2 separate regions of the Homo sapiens genome follow, and region 2 is linked to region 1. The links are chromatin loops, found by intact Hi-C in ENCODE. Cell type or tissue: mesothelial cell of epicardium. All regions are shown on one strand. Each heading gives the region's core, and the rest is flanking DNA. Links, peaks and the distances in the headings are about the cores only.

Region 1 (6,448 bases), core at 858-5,857:
ATGGAACCAAAAATAAGAATAATTTGGGTATATTATCAGGGTCTTAATTTTATAAGATTTCAAATAAAACTCCACACTTTGTATCAGACCAGGTAAGAGAAGAGGGATAAGGCTAAAAAAGTTAAAGCAACGGCTTCCCCTTATCTTCCAAATCCAGAAACTGTTAGGAGAAGGGAGATCATAGCCAGAACCATCTAATCAGAGTCTTTAAACCTGATGCAAAGTACATGGGTAGGAGAACACCTTTTCCAAAGATAAACTGAACTCCAAGCACCGAACAAACTGTTCACATTCTAGATAGGGTTACTGGGAGGCTTCCAACAGTTTCGAATAGAGCCTGTTAGAGACATTACCTCCTACCCCTAACATCTGTCTCAGGCTAGTCACATCCACTTATATTCTCCAGGAAAGATGTATATCTTCCTGCTTCGGTGATGCAGAGAAAGGGAGCTTAAAAAGATCATCTGTTGATTGTTATGATTACAGTCCTCTATATGGAAAATGTGTCTATAAGCAAGATACTGACCTCTTATGACATCAACACACACATACACACACACACACACACACAAATATCTTCTAAAGGCCATCACCAAACTAAACTTCACTAAATAGTGAGTATGCAACATTTTTCCTATGTTGCTTAGAGACTTAGGAACACTTCCACAGAAAGCAAATAAAACTAGAAATATAAATGATTTATACTGTGATAAGTGGACTATCTGTATGTATAAATTAATGCAAACCAATGAACACAATTTATAGTAACAGTACTAACGCCACCAATTTCTAAACTACATTCTATAGCTATGATTCTGTCATCAGTCTTTGTTTCCATACCACATCATCATGGTTCCTGGCACATAGTAAGTGCTTAACAAATGTTTGGTGAATTAATAAAATCTATTAACAATCCTCACCCTGCTGGGTTTCTCTGTGACACTTCCAGCCACTCAGCACTCTACACAGTCCAAACCAGCTTGAGAGGTGAAAATTTGCACTCTAGTGGAAAGAGTTCTAAACAGGAGGCCGGGAGACAGGTTCTCAGTCTTAGATCCGTCTAGACATTTGCATTAACTTCCCTCATCTATAAAACATGTTTGCTGCACTAGATACTTCTAAGAGCTAAATTCTAATAACATTCTACATTTTTAAGGACAAAGAAGATGTTATAGATACATTTTAAAAGCAGAAAAGGGTTAGAATCCTAGCTTTACCATTTACTTGTGACTTTGGGCAATTTATTTAACCTCTAAACTTTAGTTCCTTTTTCTGTTAAAAAGGAATAATAATAACACTTACTTCATAGAACTGTTGTGAGAGTCAATTGAAATAATGCGTGTTAAGCTTCAGACACAGTGCCTGGCACTAAACACTCACAATCATTATTTGTTGCTATTGTTCTTACTATTTTTTATTTGTTGTGTTGTTTTTATATATCTGCTCTCTTCTCTGATCCAGGAACAAGTGGAAAGTTCATCATCTAATTAAAATCTGCTGGGAAAAGGCTATCAAGGAGACTAAACTCTGCAGGACAAATCAATGTAACAACACTATATATAAAGGGCAAATCGAGCAGTAACATCAAAGGGTTATTGAACTGTGTAGTCTTCAAACACTTTAATAAATAGAAGTTTCCTATTACAGGTATCACCTTATTATAATAGTAGGACATGAAGGAAATTTTAAACCACTTTAGAGGAGTCTGGGAATTATCATATTTATCAAAGGAAGATGTGGGTTTTAAAGATTAAACAGTGCTACTGGAAGAATTATTGTGAAAAATAAAAATGGATTGTCTATCACATGACAGGTACTAACCATAACAAGAATTCTCATAACCACACAAAATCACTAAATGAAGAAAGACAGAGTTGAATATGATGCAATCCTGCACGTGTCACAGAACCAGTAAACTTTAGAGATGAAATTCACACCCTGGTTGGTAGTCCCTGGGTAGCAGCTAAGAGTCTCAGGATATCATTACCCACTTCTTTGTGGTTGATACAGTTCTACTTCAAGAAACACCATTGCCAGTGAGAAAGCTACAAATATGGTGGTTATGACCAGGAACTTGAGAATCTAACAAGTGAAAAGACACATAATTCATAGAAATTACTTAAATGCCTATAAGAAATAGCTTTTATGTGTCTGAATTCTATTTTAAATTAAAAAATTACAAATACAAAAATGGTTTATTCATTGATTCATACAATGGACATGTGTTAAGCATTCTCATGTACCAGGTACGCTATTAGACACTCAGTTTACAGCAGTAACCAAAAGCAACCAGATTCCCTGCTCAGAGAAAGCTCAAATTCTAGGAAAAGATGAGGGGGACCTGAAAATACAGAAACAAAAACAAACAAATATGTAAAGTAGAATTCTGAAATAATAATAACAATAATAAAACTGGGGTTTCCATTTGCTACTACTGATCTGCATGTATATTAATTTTGTCAATAGTTGACAAAGGAAAGCAAATAGAAAAATACATTAAAAGCTAATATAAGACTATATACAAATACCAACCTGATTTCACATTTTGTATCAATTAAAATAGCTTTATTTTTTAAAATTGACTTCATAATATATAAGCTTAATGAATTTGAAATTTCAAAGTAAAAATATACTAATAAAATAGATGTCTGGGAATTCCACTTTGGGAAATACAAGTTCCAATCAACATTTAAACAACTTTTGGGATAGTGGTTAGTATTAGTGCTTATTCTTCCTGGCTGAATTGCACATTTTTAAGTTTGAGGAATATCTTCTGATATGATTTGGATTTGTGTCCCCACTGAAATCTCATGTCAAATTGTAACCCCCAATGTTGGAGGGGGAACCCTGTGGGAGGTAACTGGGTCATGGGGGTGAAGTCCTCATGCATGGTTTAGCACCATCTCTTCTTGGTACTGAATAGTGAGTGACTGCTCATGAGATCTGGTTGTTTAAAAGTATTTAGCACCTTCTGTCTCTCTCTGGAACCTGCTCCTGCCATGCAGATGTCTGTTCCCACTTTGACTTCTGCCATGAGTAAAAGCTCCCTGAGGCCTCCTCAGAAGCAGGCGCTGGTGACATGCTTCCTATACTGCCTGTGGAACCATGAGCCAATTAAGCTCTTTTCTTTGTAAATCACCCAGTCTCAGGTATTTGTTTACAGCAAAGGGAGATGGAAATAATACATCTTTACTCTTTTTGTGAGTTTGTTTCATCCAAGTTATATAATAGGTGAATCTTATGTAGTTTGTGCCTACTGAGTATTTTAATTGTTCTGAAATCTCTTTCTTTGATAAGAACAAGTTGCTTAGAGCAAGCAGCCTAGTACAAGGTGTGCTTATAAAATGTCTACCAGGCCTTCATTATTAAGGGTTTGCTATCTCCACAATGAAGTATGATTACTCAGCCTCTGCCTTTCCTGGTCAGATGTGTTAGTCCTATTCACAGCTGTCAGCCTATCAGAAACCTGCATGGAGATAAATGATGCCATTAGAACACATGGTCTGCTCAACAGACACTCAGTCTAGAAGCTGTGGCACTTTGATTTACTTATCTGAAAATAAACTCTACCAAATCTCCTCTAAAGATAATTCCCGTCAAGGAACTTAAACAAAAATACAATGCAATTGAAAATAAATGTTAAAATTATAAGCCTATTATTTGTAATCACTGCTATTATAACAGTTATTCAATGCCCATTGTACTATATTTCTTGAAACCTCTTTAACTTGTAGGAGTTGTAATAATTCTCCCTTACACACAGGTTTGAAACTTTCATGGCTCTATTTCTCCTTAGAGGAAAAACTGTTTCAGTCTTTAATATCCTCTAAAGCTCCCTGGAGGTCTAGTGATTGTCAGCTCAAACTGGTCTATCCTATAGAAGCATCTAGTCTTGGAACTTGGTCCCTGTGCCTTCAACTCCTGAAAACTGAGTCTCTGTCCTTGAAAGATTATAACTGATCACTCATTTAGACATGCTTGCTCCACAATTCTCCATCCTAGATGCATATTATAATCATATTCAGAGTTTAAAAACAAAACACTGATGCACAGGCCATACTTCCAGATTCCAATTTAATTCTTCCAAGTCTGTCCACTTCAGATGCTATTTAAAGGGCCCCATGAATGTACAATGCCTTCATCAACATGTCAGCTAACTGATGATTAAAACAAGGTTTACTATAAGGTAATACTAATTCTTGGGTTTTTGTTTCTTTCCTCTCTTCATGTCCACTATCTTTAGTGATTTGCTTCAATTGTTAAAACTGAACTAATGTGATGACATGTGCAATTCTTCTTTTTTCTAACAATCTCCACCCTTTTAAATTAATTCTTTATCTATCTTACGTTGTGTTGGTCACCTCACCCTTTTGGGGTGATTATTAATTTGACTTTAAAAACCATTACATATTCCCAGCAGGAGTTCATAACTGTTTCCCAAAACTGACAATGACACATACCTGACTTTCTGTATACAAAATGTGTAAATGTCTATACAGAAAACAGAATGTGAAAAATAATGGCATTTTCCTTGGCGTGACAGAGAGGGAAGAGGAAGCTGAAGAGCAGGAGACAGGTAAAAAAAAAAAAAAGTACAGAAAGATATATTAAGGTCAATTGATGTGGCAGGGATAAATCTTTTTCCAAAATTCAAGTATAGATTTATAGCTTATTTATTGCAATAAACTTAAATTACCTTAATCTAAGCTTAAGTTCGATTTTGAGCTCTTATTCTACCAGGCAGGTAAACTAAAACATCAGGTGATTGGGATATGACTTACATCCCTACTTCACTGACTTTTCCTTAAAGATCTATCCAATTTCCATGCAACTAGAAGGAATTACCAGGAATTGAGGTAGGGCAAATTTACTTGCAGTATTGTAACTCCCTCTTAACACTGCCAATGGTTGCTGTATCATTTTGCATGACCCCTGAAGGGTGAGATACTGTCTCAGGTTGAGAACTATTAGACTGATGGAAAGGAACAAAGGGCTTAAAGAAATATTGGACAAAAAATTGGCTAAAGTTCCCAGAGTAGGATCCAATCTATTTGTATATGTATAGTGAAACAAACATTGAAAAAAAATCATAAAATATTAACAATAGCTAGTTTTAGATTGGGAAATTATAAGTGATTTTTTAAAATTATTTTTTGTCTTTTGTTTGCCCATATTTTTGAAATAAACTTGATTTCCTTCATAATATGAAAATAATTTTAAAACATATCTTTAAAGTTTATAAGGCAAAGCAAAATTTATTACTTTTTTTTATTCAGAACTCCAGACAGTGTTCCCACTCTTTATATTAGTAAATGATCATTACGAAGCAAATACTCATCACTCTCAGTATTTTCTCTCTTCCTAATTATATGAAGATCCCACACGTGATATGTCTCCAGTTCCACTTCATTTAGGGAACCTCTGTGACCTTGGAAAAATTATTATAACTCTAGGTCACAGGTGGAGAGTTATTAGCAATGTCCTATGGGAAACAAATGTCTTTCCTAAAACTGCCTAATTATGATCATTGTGTGTACATAATTTTCATGTATTTTGTGAAGAACATCTTAAATGGTTTAGTTTAAATGCCATTAGGGAATTATACATAGTTATTAGAATTGTAGAACAGGATAGACTATTCACATAAAATGAGTCTCATTTACACATCAGATATTACACTGACTTGTTGACTGTTGCTCTTGTTCAGTGCTCAGAAATTATTAAAGTTTGGGAACTTAAAAAAGAAACACTTTCTGCTCCTTGGAGAATGGAATTATACCAGTGTTTTTATTTTTAGAGTGTTACAATCAAGTTCATATCAAGAAAACCAGATAGGACAAGGAGTTGAAAAGTTATTCCAATTTTTCTGACTTTTGTACCTCTTTATAGATCGAAGAGTGAAGACTCATGAGGCTAAGGAAAATGATATCGTTTACAGAAATAGAATTTTAAAATATATTGAATATATACAAATTTAACTAACACCAATCTGGTCTTCTTCCTACTACATTCCTGTATAGTATAATTATATTTGTTGATTAGATGGTTGAATACGTTGTATATGTTGAATGATGCTTTCTTAGTGGAAGTAATTTTAGGATATTGTAGTACAATAAAATTAGGCAATAAGTTGGAGTTGAACAATGAGAACACATGGACGCAGGGAGGGGAACATCACAACCGGGGCCTGTCAGGGGGCTAGGGGAGGGATAGCATTAGGAGAAATACCTAATGCAGATGATGAGTTGATGGGTGCAGCAAACCAACGTGGCACGTGTATACCAATGTAACAAACCTGCACATTCTGCACATGTACTCCAGAATTTAAAGTATAATAAGAAAAAATTAGGCAATACAGAAACACAGGGAAATTATTGATACGAATTCTAGGATGTTACTTCACATGTCTGATCACCTCAGTTTGCTTAACTACCAAATGTGGAGCTAG
Region 2 (6,448 bases), core at 912-5,911, 100 kb before region 1:
ATTATTGATCTATAATATACATTATTATAGTAAATGTCATGGTTCATTCAGGTTGCTATAACAATTATCTTAGAATGGATAATCTATAAACAAGAGAAATGCACTGCTCATAGTTTTGTAGGCTGGAAAATCTAAGATAAAATCCAAGAGTCAAGAAAATCCAAATCCAAGATCAAGGTGCCAGCAGATTCAGTGGCTGCTTGAGGGCTTGCTTTCTTCATCAAAGATGGTACGGATGGTGCCTTCTTGCCATGTCCTCACATGGTGGAAGGGTAATGAGAGCCCTTTCATATGTCTTTTATAGGAGCACTTATGCCATTCAAAGAGTAGAGCCCTCATGACTTAATCACTTCCCAAAGGCCCCACTTTTTAATATTATCATACCAGGAATTAGGTTCTAATGTATGAATCTTCAGGGGACACTCAGACTATAGCAGTGAAATAATTAAAATAACTAAAAATGAAAAAAGTATCTTTATAATAGCATATTATGCTCTGAAAATTGCATAATTTACAGTATTATAATAAGCCATTTTCAAAGGTACAGCAAAAGTTTGGAAATTCCTTCAAAGTAACACTAATCTAAACCCTGTACCTTAGGCTGTCATGTGTACATGTGCCCGTGTCTTTAATTAGATTATGAATTGCTGAAGGCAGAAATTCAGGTTTGTACTCAACATTGTGTCCTCAATGCCTAGTATGCTGATGGAATAAAGAAGGTATCTAATAAATGCTAACCAAAAAAAAATGAAGAATAATGTATAGCTATTTCTATCTTATTAGAATAAAACAACTTTCAGCCATGTTCAAAAGTTTAGCATATAACATTTTTTCTTTTTTTTTAGATGGAGTTTTGCTGGAGTACAATGGCACGACCTTGGCTCACTGCAACCTCCGCCTCCCAGGTTCAAGCAATTCTCCTGTCTCAGCCTCCCAAGTAGCTGGAATTACAGGTGCCCACCGCCATGCCCAGCTAATTTTTTATTTATTTATTTTTTTAGTGGAGACGGGGTTTCACCATGTTGCCCAGGCTGGTATCAAACTCCTGACCTCCGGTGATCCACCCACCTCGGCCCACGGCGCCTGGCCTGGCATATAACACTTAGAGTGTTATTGTTTTCATGGTAAATGTAACATAATTATATTTTGAAAAGCTAAGAAAAATTGTATGCATAATCCAAGCATGCTAACATACTCACTGACAAACATTTCGGTTTTGGCAACAAGACTCTTACCACTGTCGGAAACCTATTTAAGATGTTAATCCAGAATATTTAATTGTAAAAAGTACCCAGATTTGCACACTGGCAATGATATTGATAGTTTTCTGAATGTGATAGACTGAAGAGGGAAGTAAAGAAAGAAGGAAGGGAGTAAGAGAGGAAGGGAAGGAATGAAAAAATAATCTATTGGAAAAAAAGTCTTTTTCTTTACTCTTAATTTACTATCGAATCATTAGATTTTTCGGTATTTGTAATACTTCTGTTAAGTACAGTAAATTCAAGCATAAACATGGGAATATGCCTAAGATTGCTTTCTAGAACAACTCCAGCAGAACAGCTTCAAAGCCTCATTGACCAAATTGACCATCAGTAAAAGGGTTCATAAGTGGCAAATACAGAACTCATTACAGATGTGAGTAGAAGAAATTATTAAGTACTAAAAACATCTAAATGCCAAGTCAGCGAAGTCACTGCACCAGTTCCATAAAACTAGTGTCTCTTATGTATTAGAAGGATGAAAGGGGAAAATATAATTTAATTTAAATTATTATAAAATAATTTATTATTTTGGATATTTTTCAAAAAATATCCAAATGTAAACAAAAATTTATTTAAAAATACTCAAATAATTCCAAATCTTATGGGCAGTCATACTAAAAATCTTGCTTAAGAGAAAATTGAAAATACTACTAAAGCTCTAAAGTCATCACATTTTAAAATGTTGTATCGAAGGGATCTTTGAAATAATCTTGTCTGTACTGGTTTGAATACTGTTCCCAAAATTTCATGTCCACCCAGGACCTCAGACTGTGACCTTATTTGGAAATAGCAGATCTAATTTGTTAAGATCAGGTAGTACTGAATTAGGGTGGGCCTCCATCCAGTGATTTAGGTTTTCATAAGAAAAGAAAACAGATCTGCAGAGACAAACACATATGGCCATGTGAAGATGGAGGCAGAGGCTGAGTGGTGGGTCTACAAGTCAAAGAAATCCCAGGACTGCCAGCAATCACAGAAGTCAGGAGAAAGACCTGGAACAGATTCTTTCTCAGAGTATCAACAAGGAACCAATCCTGCATGACTCCTTGATGTTGGACTTCCAGTCTTCAGAACTGAGAGAAAAGAAATTTCTATGGTTTAAAGCTACTCGATTTGTGGCACTTTGTGAAGACAGCCCTAGGAAATGAATATACTATCCAATCATTTTTTGTGTGTGTAGAAGAGGAAAATGAGATCTTGAGAGGATAAATGATTTACTCAAGATCATATAGCTAATTATTGTTAGAACTCGTATTAGAATCTGTTGTCCATGAGGCAGTTTTTACTAAGTTTATGATTTATTAGACTCATGGCAACTGAGATTATATTGAACTAAAAGCACACGTGAGAGGAAGCCTTACATCAAAATTGATTTCCTTTCACATTCAAGTTAAATAATTTTAATTTCACACTTGAGAGTTAGCATAGCCTATTGGTTCAAGAACCTGGGCTCTAGGGCCAGATTTCCTAGCCTTGGAATTCTTTACTGTAATTTTCTCTGTGGCATAACAGGTACACTCAATGCATAGATTGTTGTTAGGATTCAATTAGGTAACACTTGCAAGCATCTAGAATAGTGCATGGCATACGGTGAAGGTTATATGATTTGGGGCTGTTTAATTGCTGAAAATTTTTACTAATTACATCTAAATATTTAAAATAACTGACTCTGGGTGAAGTAAAGTTTATTTAATATTTACAAAGACTCTGGTGGAATTAAGAACAAGTGATACTTCATATTCAAACAGATGTTTTAACAAAGATTCCAAGAATATACTAATAATATATAAAGTATGAAAACACAAAATATAAATATTAATGTAAGATACTAGTTCCAGTCATAAATGTAAAGAAATCTATCACACAGTGGGTGCAGTGGCTCACACGTGTAATCCCAAAACTTTGGGAGGCCGAGGTGGCTGGATCACCTGAGGTCAGAAGTTGAAGGCTGACCTAGCCAACATAGCAAAACCTGGTCTCTACTAAACACACAAAAATTAGCCAGGCTTGGTGGCAGATGCCTGTAGTCCCAGCTTCTTGGGAGGCTGAGGCAGGAGAATCACTTGAACCCAGGAGGTAGAGGTTGCAGTGAGCCGAGATCGTGCCACTATACTCCAGCCTGGGTGACAGAGGGAGACTCCATCTCAAGAAAAGACAAAAAAAAAAAAAAGAAAGAAATCTATCACCCATGATTATTTTATTTTATTTATCAAAAATTATGTTGCTAAATGTTTCAGTAAATAAATTGAGGTCTTTTAAAAACAATGGAAATTACAACTGGATTCAGATTAACTCAATGTTCAGGTTAAACGAATCTTAAAGAAAAAAAGGAAGGGAACATAGGAGAGAGAAATTTAATGAAGGAAGGGAGGAGGGTGTAAGAAAAGGAAGGAAAGAAGAGGAATCTATTGCAATCAAAATCAATTGTGATGAAGGCTGGTTTCCTAATTTTTTACATTTTTCCTACCTAATTTTATTTACACATTTTTATTTTCTAAGGCTAAAGAAAGTGAGACTGGAACAGGCAAAAAAAATGCAATTGTTTCTCATTTATTTCCAATACTCACAATGTATAATTACAAAGTATATTGCCAATCACTTAAACATTCTAATGCCTCAAATAATGTATAAGGTATTCAGCCAAAACTAACCTTTGAAATTAAAGAAAAACATTGTAAGAGGAAGTTTTTAATATCTTGTCCATTTAAAGGAAGTTTTACTTAAAGTAATTTATACAGTTCAGAACTCGCCACTAAAGTTCAACATTTCTAAGAGCTATACCTTTCTGTGACTTCATTTTTCTCAAGTGACATTACAAATTTCTGGTATTTATAACTTTTAAAATGTACTTGTTAGGGAAAATAACAATTAAGTTATTTTTAATGTTCTTTGCAAATTTTAATTAGGACTTTTTTATTATCAGGCTTGATTAAGGAAATAATTTATTAGAGCAGAAAAAGGTTTTAGAGAGCAAATGTTTATACTATTAATTAATGTCAGTTAGCTATGTGCTTACAATAAATTTTTAATTTTCAGACCTATTGTTATTAAAGGCACGGTGGTTTAAGAGTGAGTTCCAAATAACAAAGAGTACTTAAGTTCAAGTTCACACCGCTTACTAGTTTTATAATCTTGGGCAGTTGGATTCTCTCCAAGCCTCATCCCCTTATCCATAAAAGCAGGAATACAAATCCTAGCTACCTCAAAGTGCTGTAAAGGGTAAAATGATATAAGAAACATTAGCAGCAGTACAGTGTCTGTTATATAGTAAGTGTTTAGTAAAGAATACTTACTGATAACATATAAGCAATTTCTTTCCATTTGTGACAGTTATTTTGATGCCAAATATTAGAGGCTAGATATGCTTTACCTTTGCCCACATCTAGGCTCTCTCTGAGCTACTGATTCAAGTTTCTAAATTATTCTTTACAATTGAAGATGGGAATAAGACAGGTGTCAAACATTTTAATTCACTCCAGTGAGCCCAGTTAATGTTACATCATCTACCCAAGCAAAAGACTATGCTCTTCTCTCTTTCATTTGCTTCTCATTCTATTTTCCCTTTCCCTCTTCATCCACTTCTCTTTAAATGTAACTATTAAAGCTACTTTTATCAATCTTTGCATGTTTTCCAACCCCAAGGTCATTGGAGCTTAAGTTTTCCTGATAATCTTTTTTAAGGGATCTAAGTCTCTTTTGCTTATGTGCTCCTACGATCATGCATAAAATTGTTCTGGCTTATTTGCAATCTATTTTTTTCTAAAATGAAACCCCATGAATGAATTTTAACAGCATTTCTCTTCTTTAACAGAAACTCTAAGATGGTATTGTCATTTTTTCCAAGGTTCTTTTTTGTTCTATAGTCCCATTTATGTTTTATTTTTGGAATAGAACTATGTCCTTAACAAAAGTCCTCTAGATTCTTTCTCTGTTTTTTGAATGACAACAATTAGAAGAAGGTAAGACAAATATTTACCAGATGACCTACTTTGATTATAATGAGTTTCTAAAAAGATGTTAACATTGTTGAAGTCCCTATAAATCTTTACTGTGTCTTCTTGCAAAAAAGAAACAGCCAGGTCCTCAATCTTGCCAAGTATTTTATAAAATATTCCCTAGCAAAGCATTTGTTATTTTCTCCTTCTTGACTTTTTCTACTTGCTTCAATGGAAAAATTTTCCCAAAATCCAATACATTGATCATTTGAATTTTACAACTATCAAGATTTTAGACAACTGCTGCCCAACACTGTTATTTAAGATTCATCCTATGTTTCAATAATTATAATTGTTTCTCTATAATATTCTTAAAATAAATTTTATTCATATAATATTTCTTCTGTTTAATCAATTTAAAATAGTAAAGGTAAAAATCCTTTTTCTTGTCCCCTTTTTCAATTATGCTATGCATTGAAACTCTTTTACCAAGACCACCATCTTATTTCAAGTATGCACTATTAGTAGGGACCAAAAATTAGGATCACCCAGTAGGTGATTTGCTATGATATTAGGCATATTGATGATCCTGGAAGGGATGCAATCTAATCATATTCCATTCAATGAATAAATATGAGTTTTTATGAATAAAAAATGAGTCTTCAGTGAATGTTGTTAATAGCACTATATAAAAAGAACACAGCATTCACTTTCCTAACTCCACCCATGTCTTACTTGAATGCCTTCCTCAGGAACACAGCTCTCATTCATCCTATTAATATGAATTTGGTGTATAAAATTAGAGCAAAATGGAATCATTCATCCCTTAGCTTGCATTCACTACCAAATTTATAATACAAATTACCAACATCAATAACAGTAATATCCACAAGCAAAAATAATCCCTGTAAATAAGTATAACTAAGTTAGGAATGAAAAAAAAAATAGACAGAATATTGATATAAATGCTCATTAACCCCTTCCTGAATTATTTAAAAAGTAAAAGAGATGATTTATCAGATCATTTCCTATCATGAATTAAACAATTTCTAGGCATTTGAATAGATGTCTACTGAGGAAATGTGAAAGTGGATTTTTGTGTAGGTGACGAATTATAAAACACGATAGAAATCTGTATTGCATTATTATAATAAAAAAGCCATTAAAATATCTGGGGGGATTAAGATAGTTAGGTCTGTAGGAGTTACTGCCACTTCAATGTACTTGTGTATATTGTAGGCATCCCACTTA

Evidence for each region. Hi-C counts contacts between places; a loop is a spot of excess contacts. Peaks named below come from ENCODE experiments on the same cell type or tissue, not always from the same donor. Only the 100,000 strongest peaks of a DNase experiment are listed, where the experiment ranks them.
Region 2: it touches region 1 in a loop (17-fold over the local background); 1 of 110 quality-filtered maps calls a loop at or near these places.

What each region holds. Positions count from the first base shown.
Region 1 is chr2:212,086,623-212,093,070 of GRCh38, forward strand. The region is part of intron 2 of ERBB4 (erb-b2 receptor tyrosine kinase 4); the gene reads right to left. Among named protein-coding and RNA genes, the nearest start is that of MIR548F2, 340 kb to the right of the region's middle. In mesothelial cell of epicardium, for the core only: no CTCF peak of the experiment used is centred there; a DNase peak (open chromatin) is centred at 3,022.
Region 2 is chr2:211,983,913-211,990,360 of GRCh38, forward strand. All of the region lies in intron 2 of ERBB4 (erb-b2 receptor tyrosine kinase 4), which reads right to left. Among named protein-coding and RNA genes, the nearest start is that of MIR548F2, 440 kb to the right of the region's middle. In mesothelial cell of epicardium, for the core only: no CTCF peak of the experiment used is centred there; no DNase peak of the experiment used is centred there.